Regions from separate parts of the Homo sapiens genome. Here region 2 is linked to region 1. A link is a loop called in an ENCODE intact Hi-C map of the cell type or tissue named here. Cell type or tissue: tibial artery. All regions are shown on one strand. Each heading gives the region's core, and the rest is flanking DNA. Links, peaks and the distances in the headings are about the cores only.

Region 1 (4,399 bases), core at 280-4,279:
AAAAATATGTTCTTCAATATTTTAACAAAATGTCTCTCAAAATTTTGTTTTGTTTTGAGATGGAGTCTCACTCTGTCGCCCAGGCTGGAGTGCAGTGGCTTGATCTCGGCTCACTGCAACCTCTGCCTCCCGGGTTCAAGCAACTTTCCTGCCTCAGCCTCCCGAGTAGCTGGGATTATAGGCGCCTGCCACCACACCTCTCTAATTTTTGTATTTTTAGTAAAGACAAGGTTTCACCATGTTGACCAGGCTGGTCTCGAACTCCTGACCTCAGGCGATCTGCCCGCCTCAGCCTCCCAAAGTGCTGGGATTACAAGTGTGAGCCATCGCACCCGGCCGTCTCTCAATGTTTTTAACTAGCAGCACATGTGTACCTCAGCTGTGAGTTCTGCAATGTCTCATATCCTATGTACATGTTATTTGCATCTAAAAAATTAACATGACCTTATTATAGAAGATAATTTTACCCAAGGGAGACACACAAGACCTGGCACTAGATTGTCTATGGTATTTCCCCATCATGTAATTACTCAGTGCTTTTTAAAAAGTGTTATGTGCTCTGCAGAAAGATGATCCCACCACAATATATTAGCTCTCTTCTAGACACATATGTAATCACCCAAGGTTCATCTTGCCAACTGCTCAGAAGAGCCAATGCACCAAGGACAGTGGGTTTTTGCAACAGAGTGTTTAATAAATGCAGAGCCAGCTAAGCAAGAGGACAGGAGGTTATTATCACTCAAATCAGCTCCCTGAAAATTTGGACGCTAGGGATTTTTAATGATAGCTTGGCAGGCAGAGGCCTAGGAAATGGGGAATGCTGATTGGTTGGGTCAGGGATGAAATCACGCAGTGGGGGGTCGAAGCTGTCTTCTTGTCCTGAGTCAATTTCTGGGTGGGGCCCACAAGACCAGATGAAGCAATTTATTGGTCTAAGTGGCACCAGCTGGTCCGTCAGAATGCAGGATCTGAAAAATACCTCGAACACCAATCTTAGATTTTACAATAGTGATGTTATCCAGCTGGGAGGTTAGGAATCTTGTGGCCTCTGGCTGCATGACTCCCGAGTCATAATTTCTAATCTTGTGGCTAATTGGTTAGTTTTACAAAGGCAGTCTGATGTACAAACAAGGAAGGAGTTTGTATCCTTTGTTTCTAAATTGAACTATAACTAAATTCTTCCCATAGTTAGCCTACTCCCAGGAATGAACAAGGGCAGCTTAGGGTTAAAAGCAAGAGGAAATCAGTTAGGTCAGATTTCTTTTATTGTCATAATTTTCCTAAATCAGGTTTTTCTCTTTCATAATTTTTGCAAAGGCAGTTTCACACAGACCTGATTAAAAGCTCAGAAACATGGTTTCTAAAAATACAAGGCTAGAACTAGACTTGAATTCTAGGTCTGTCACTCCCTACCTAGTAACTTGACTTCTCTTGCTTTAGGTTTCATCGCCTGCAAAATGGGTTGATGAGGAGATTAAGTAAAATAATGTATGCAAAACTTATATCATGTAATAAATAGATGCTCAGTAAATACCAACACTACCTTACTCAATATCCCGTATATGATAATGGCTTAATAAATAGTCATTCATTTAATTGGAAATACAGTTCCAAAGATGTTTTTACTAGTTCTGCAAATGAGGAATATTATTTCTAGTAGTAGTTATGGTTCAGTCAACAACAGGATATGTTCTGGGCAAAATTTCCAATAAGCCAAATTGGCCCTGGTGCCTTCTTTGCTATTGCATGCTCCTTGTACACAGCTTGGCACTTTTCTCTCTGGCCCCCTCAAAGACGCTCCAGAAATGCTGCCCTGTGTTGTCTCGCATTATAACCTCCAAGAAGCCTTAGAGTCCCCAGAAAGCAATCTGGTTGAAAATCAATTCTTATCTGGCAATGACTGTCTAACCCACCCAGAAATATGTGCATTTTAAAAAGAAGCCCAGGATGATAATTCAAACAAAGAACAAATGGGCAGAATTTCAGGCAGCCATCGAACAGAAGACTTTTTTTGCATGGGAGAGGCATCTGGGGACAAGGACAGGTTAGGACTGGGACCTCCTAAATTATAGCATTTAGGCTGCTCATGGGGCTTTGACTACCCAATGAGCAAAGTGCACTCGTGAGTATGGCTTCCTCTGTGGAAGGAAGGGGTTAATACTCTAGGGACCTTTTCTTCTGGAGACCCATTGGCTGTATGTTTTTCTCCCCCAGCACCACAACTGTATAAGAAATGCCAGTTGAAAGTATGAAAATCAAAGTTTCATCCCACAGAAAAATTTAAATACTGTAACTTCAATAGCATTTTTGTCCTAAAGTGGGAATTTGTGATAAGAGAACATTTTTCTTCAGATAAGAAATTACTGAATTCCAAAAGTAATTTCACTTCCAGAAAAGATAAAAATAATAACTTCCAGAAATGAAGAATTCCTTGCATTATAATCATAAATGCTTATAGATGATTAAAAAGAATAGGATAGGCCCAGAATGGTGAAATCCACAAATAATCCCTGGATTTTACTGTTTGTCATCTTTTTCAACCTATCTTACCTCAAATATTTTTATAAAAAATGTTAATAAGCAAGAAAGTCAACCAGTTTTACAAATCCTAGCACACAATACCCCCCAAATAAATTATGATGGTAGCAACAGTGGTGGAGAAGTTAATGAGGACGGGAAAAGTGTAAATAGGGCAAGGGGTACCTCTATTAACTAAATGACTTCTGAATCGTCATTTACAATTTTGCCTAAAATAAAATCCCTGACCTTGGCTTTGATAGTGCAGGAAATAGTATTTTCACACCAATGCTGTAGGAGTATATATTACCATTTACAAAGCTATCATTTCTTTTTGTTTATCTTGTCTCAAATGATTTTTTTCCTTTCATTTCTTATAGCTCAAAGCAGAGAATGATGGAAACGATGGGAACACTTCCCCCAAAAGTACCAGCAGACCTTGGCTGAGACCTGTCTCTTTAGATGAAGTTAGGTGAGGATATTAGGGGAAACTAGAACCTGTTCTTATCTTCTTGAAATATCACTTGCAGAAAATAAGCATTAACTCCACTGAAGCACAGTGAGAATTTTTCCTCAAAGCCTCTTCACACCCTGCCTTAATTATGGCCTCACTGATGCTCTCTGGGAAAAAGTGTTTTGGAGTAATTAGAACTGCCAACATCAATAGTGCCACCAGAAATGCTGGTGCCAGACCCCCCAGGTGGTTTGCATGTCAAGAATGGCCTCCCAGATAGCTTCTTCTCCTAGAAATGTAAATAAACACAGCTGGTTCTCTTTCACACTTGAGATAAGCCAAGAGCTCTGAGTCCAAATCCTCACCTCCCTGTGGGTGGAGACCACCTCACCTGGCCAGAACAGTCCCAGGCCTCTCCAAGACCATTCCCCCTTGGCTGCTGTTCTCAAAGTTTTGCCCCTGGCTGCTTTACCACTCCTGACTTAATGTAAGGTCAAATCTTACATTCATTCTCATTCATTTTATCAGTGAGTCTTTATTCCTCAGATACCTCCATTCTCTTTTCCTTGTTACATAACCAGTACTTTAGAGAAATACAGAGTAGCTGGGTTGAACATCTTGCCCACAGGGAGTTACTGAAGCTCTAGGAGTGATGAAGTCTTCTTGCTTTTGTTACTCTCGAGGTTGCCTCACCTTTTCCCCCTTTTCACTTTTCCAATGCCTCTTCAACTAGTTTCCATAATAAATGCCCTCTACTGCCTGGCATGGGTTCTGTTTTCCAGACTGGATGCTGACCATTGCAAATAAGCCTCAGCAATGGTTGAGTTCTCCAGGTTTTTGCTGATGTTGAAGAACAAATGATGGGTTCAGGACACACCACACCAAAATATGACTGCGGGAGATCAGAATATGCCACCCTAAAATGTGCCTTTTTGGCATATTGATTATTTTGAGCTGGTTATTCTGAGAAACTGCAGACACAGAATGTCTAAAAAGTTACCCTTTTTAAGAGAAATTTACATCAATAAAGAAAACTTCCATTTGTAATGGTGTTTCCCTCTCTGCACCAGAAAGAAAAAGACAACTAAATCTCGAGACTCAATCAATGGTGAAGGCATAACAAATCTTACTTTTGTTTAACCTGCTTTTCATGGCCATCTCCTCTTAATTTGGCCTTTCCTCCCAGCCTCCTGTAATTTGCCTCCACTCTTGTCCCCCAACCCCAAATCTCTATTCTTTTCTGTAGTTCCAGGTGACACATAAACCTTAATCATCTGACAACTTCTTTAGGTATCATACTTTTGTGGGACTCCCATGCACATAATTAAAATTGTTTTCTTCTGTTAATCCTATGTCAATTTAATTTCTACACCAGCAAGAACCTAGAAAGGTAGAAGGAGGCAATTTTTCCTCCCCTGCAATGGTTTT
Region 2 (4,399 bases), core at 101-4,100, 50 kb before region 1:
TTGTTTTTTGTTGTTTTGTTTTGTTTTGTTTTGTTTTAGATGGAGTCTCACTCTGTTGCCATGCTGGAGTGCAGTGGTGCGATCTTGGCTCACTGCAACCCCCACCTCCCAGGTTCAAGCAATTATCCTGCCTCAGCCTCCCGAGTAGGTGGTATTACAGCCACGTGCCACCATGCCCAGCTAATTTTTGTGTTTTTAGTGGAGACGGGATTTCATCATGTTGGCCAGGCTGGTCTCAAGCTCTTGACCTCGTGATCCACCCGCTTCGGCCTCCCAAAGTGCTGGGATTACAGGCGTGAGCCACCTCGCCCAGCCCTAATCATATGTTTTTAAGCAAAAGGCCTAAAAAGCTTCCTCCTAGGTTCTGTTCAAAACTGAAACAAAACAAAGCAAAAAATAAAAATAATAATAATAATGATTGAGGAAGCCATGAGATTCCAGGCACTATATTAAGTTTAAAGGCTTCCAAATGTTCAACTTCTAATGAATGATTCACTTCACCTCAATGCCTCTGTTTTAGCAAAAAGCACCTGTTCTTTAAAACAGATTTACCTCTTCAGCTGAGATAGAAATTCTAAGATAGAATAATTTAAGAGCTAGAAAGGGCCAAATAACAGTTTTCATCAGGGAAATAAAACAATGTCCATTCTCTGGATTGGATACAACCCAAGAAAAGCCATTACCCAGCAGTGACATATGAAATATCTGCTTTGATTTCATGTGGGAGATTATTTAGCAATGTCAAGACAAAACATGCCAATTCCTGGCAGTTGTCAAAATGCCATTCCTAGTGTAACCCTGACAAAAAAAAATCCACTCCCTCTGCAAATGTCACCAAGCTTCTGATGGAAAATGGATATATTTGCCAGTTTGGGAGAATAAAGAAAAGACTGGAAGGAAGAAAAAGTTTCCCTTTAGGAGGAAACTAGAAGGAAAAGGAGGGAGGAAGGAAGAAAGGGAAGGAGAAAAAAAAGGGAGAGAAGCAGGGAAGGAGGAAGGGTGACCTTTTAGTCTACCCTTCAGATTTATGCTAAAAGTTTGCCAGGTCAGAAAACAGGCTTTGGAATTAAGGGAGATATGAGACCAACGTCAGGCCCTGCCACTTAAGAGTTACCTACACTTGGTAACTTCACCTTCATTTGTCTCAGTGTCTTCACTGGAAAAATGAAAAATAATAGTACAATTAATAATGGTTAAAAGAAGCAACCTGGCCAGGCACGGTGGCTCACGCCTGTAATCCCAGCACTTTGGAAGTCTGAGGCGGGTGGATCACCTGAGGTCAGGAGTTCAAGACAGCCTGGCCAACGTGGCGAAACCCTGTCTCTATTAAAAATACAAAAATTAGCTGGGCATGGTGGCGTGCACCTGTAATGCCAGCTGTTAGGGAGGTGGAGGCAGGAGAATCACTTGAACCCAGGAGGCAGAGATTGCAGTGAGCCAACATTGCTCCATTGCACTCCAGCCTGGACGACAAGAGCAAAACTCCATTTCAAAAACAAAAATGAAGTAACCCATGTGCAGTGCTGAGCCTGGTGCCAATCTGTAGAGAGCACAATACATAAGATCTGGTATTATAGGCCTACGGAAACAATGTATCCTGGTGCTCCATGGAAAACATTTTCTTTATTTAAATTCATCGACTTAAAAACACCTAGACAGAAATTATGAATAGGCTATGCCTCTTTATTTCATAGGCAGAATGGCAAGTTTTGAATAAAAGTATGCTCTTGTTTGACACATGGAAAATAGGAAAAGGCATCTGAAGAATCTTCACATTATCAAGCCTGAACCTTCGCAGAACACTAGAGGTCCCTCTTGGCACTGAATCCTCCAGCCCCGATGATGCAGAATTCAGAGTGACAATTTTCTGCCTCAGCCCCACTAGATGTCTCTTCAATAAAGTTCTAATACAGTTAGTGCCCTGGCATTGATTCGATGCCTGGGAACCATTACATAGAAAGAACATAGTTTTAAATAATCAAACCATTTTCCTAAATGTGCATACATTCTAGAAGCCACCCTCCACTGCCACACACATAATTCAAACTGAAGATGTCTTTTGTTTTCCAGAACCATTGCCTGATATTAAGATGATATCAGGGAAAGGGAGCAAAGGTGACAAGGAAGTTGTTTCGATTAATTGGGAACCATAGATCGTACTTGGAAGCCATGGGGGAGATGCCCTCCACGAAATTAAAAATGAAGTTACTCTCTCAGAGTTAAATCACCAAATCAATGGGAGTGCTAGCAATGTGGCTTTAATGGCCCAGGTTCCAGTAAGCAGAAAAGTCAGACTTCTGTCTTCTACATAGCCAACTTCCTCAAAACACGAAAGAAGAGAATGCCTTTCTGAAGGAAGGCAATTTCTTCTAGTTGCATCTAATCAAAACTTTATTGTGTTTCTATTGCCTGCTGTTTTCCTAAGAAACGTTGAATTACTGGGATGATACCTGATTCTCACCAGCTACCAGAACCACCTCCTTAGTTTTCAGGGAGTGTTTTTTGACACAAACCACTTCAACAGCATTGCAGCAGCTAGTTTAAAAGGCAATATTTTGTCTTGTGTTTAATAAGCTTAAAAACTCACAAGCCCACCTAGCATTTCTAACCAGCATTTATCCATTTGTCTGAATGGATCGAAGATTGCCTCATGGGCATAATAACTGACTTTAGGCATAATGGTTGTGATGCCTGGCACAGTGGGGTATTCTGTTAGGGGAGCGAGAGAGCTGTGGACAGGGAAATCACGTAGCTTGGGAAGCCTCAAACTACAAAGATATAGTAGCAGGTATGGGCAAGGCACAGAGAAGCTGAAAGTGGGGTGCATGCGAGACCACAACATAGGCTGGTATTGTGTTTAAGAAATTTCAATGTAAATGTCTTTAGGCAGGGGATTCACCCGAGTTAGCCACCATTTCCACCATATTCCATTGCTTCCTATTGTCTTAGGCCTGGGGTAATTTGATAACCTCGAACATCTGGCCCCTTTGGCCTGAGTCAGAGCTGTTTTTTCAGGGAGGGTTTGCTAGAAAGTAAATGATTGGGACAATTAGAGAGATTAGAATAAGATCTATAGATTTAGATAACACTATCATAACAAGTCTAATTTACTAATTTTGATCATTGTACTGTGATTATGTAAGAAAATAGTTATTTTTAGGAAATTAACTCAAGTATATGAGAGCAAAGGCATAAAGATAAAAATAACTACAGATGACAATGTCTCATTCCAGATCTGCCATATAAGGATTTCTAGAAGTGAGGCCCTGAAACCTGCATTTACCATGATCCCCAGGGAATTCCCGTGCACCTTCAAGACTGAGAGGCCCGGATCTGTAACACCTGCTGAAGAATGACACCCATTTACGAGATAAAGAAAACACTGTTCTTTGCTGCTCCCCTGGTTACCCTCAAAAGCCAGAAAGAAGGGAGGATGAAGAGAAAGTCAGCCTCTGCAGACATAGCTGTCATTTGTAACTGCTGCTGTTTCCCAGTCAGCTTAAATGGAAAATGGACTGCTCTTACACCAACGTCACTTAAGTCCATCACGGCAGTACTCCAGGTCCTCCTTTCCCATGTATTGCCTGAGTGGGGCACATTGCCCCCTGACAGACACAGGATGCTGCCCCCAGGCCAACACTTAGAGCTAGAACAGCGACGCTCATCACAGAGCTAGAATTGCAAGCTCAGTCAGGTACAGGGAGTGTTGTGCCTGATTGCAAAAAACTGACTCAGCCTTTCAGTAAAAGTGCCTTAGGGAATGGAACTAGATTGTCCTGTGACAAACCAATGAACACATCTGCTTGTCTCAAAATATGTGAAGCAGAACCAAGCTTCCAGTGCTGAACACAGGACTGCTCTAGTCACCAGGCAGCATCCTTTCCCAAAGAAGGTTTCATAGAACACTAGCCTAGTAGATGATCTTGGCAAAAAGGAACCCATAACTAAGTAAGTTCTGGAAACGCTGTATTTTGTTTCTCCCCTCTTGGAAACTGAAGATGCACATTAACATATTAAGTGCTCTGAAAAGTCACGCACTGAAGAAAAAACCAGTATGACTCTTGTTTAGCTCAGTATTTCCTGAATATGTTCTTTGATGAGACTCCTTTTTCATTGAGTGCCTATTAATATTTTCTAGAATAAGGTTTTAAAGAAAAAAACTGAGGAAACGTTATAGAGGAGAATTTATATTCAAAGGGGAAGTCATTTAGTTCCATAAATGGAACGTTAATTGGAGAAAGATTGGCAGTTGTGAAGCACATCTAAAAGTATTGGCAGAGCCTCTGAAGGACTTGGGAAATGGACTTCCATTCCCTGCCAGGAAACTTCCTTAGGAATAAAGGGACTCCTTTGGTCCTGATCAGAAAGGGAGCAGTATTCCTTGTCTGCATTAGAGTGG

What was found. Peaks named below come from ENCODE experiments on the same cell type or tissue, not always from the same donor. Only the 100,000 strongest peaks of a DNase experiment are listed, where the experiment ranks them.
Region 2: a loop joins it to region 1, with 1.9 times the contacts of the local background. A loop is called at or near these places in 45 of 110 quality-filtered maps.

The regions. Positions count from the first base shown.
Region 1 is chr12:67,363,266-67,367,664 of GRCh38, reverse strand. No RefSeq gene overlaps it. Among named protein-coding and RNA genes, the nearest start is that of LINC02420, 77 kb to the left of the region's middle. In tibial artery, for the core only: no CTCF peak of the experiment used is centred there; no DNase peak of the experiment used is centred there.
Region 2 is chr12:67,413,103-67,417,501 of GRCh38, reverse strand. The region is part of intron 1 of LOC105369812 (a long non-coding RNA gene); the gene reads right to left. Among named protein-coding and RNA genes, the nearest start is that of LINC02420, 27 kb to the left of the region's middle. In tibial artery, for the core only: no CTCF peak of the experiment used is centred there; no DNase peak of the experiment used is centred there; H3K27ac peaks cover 506 bases.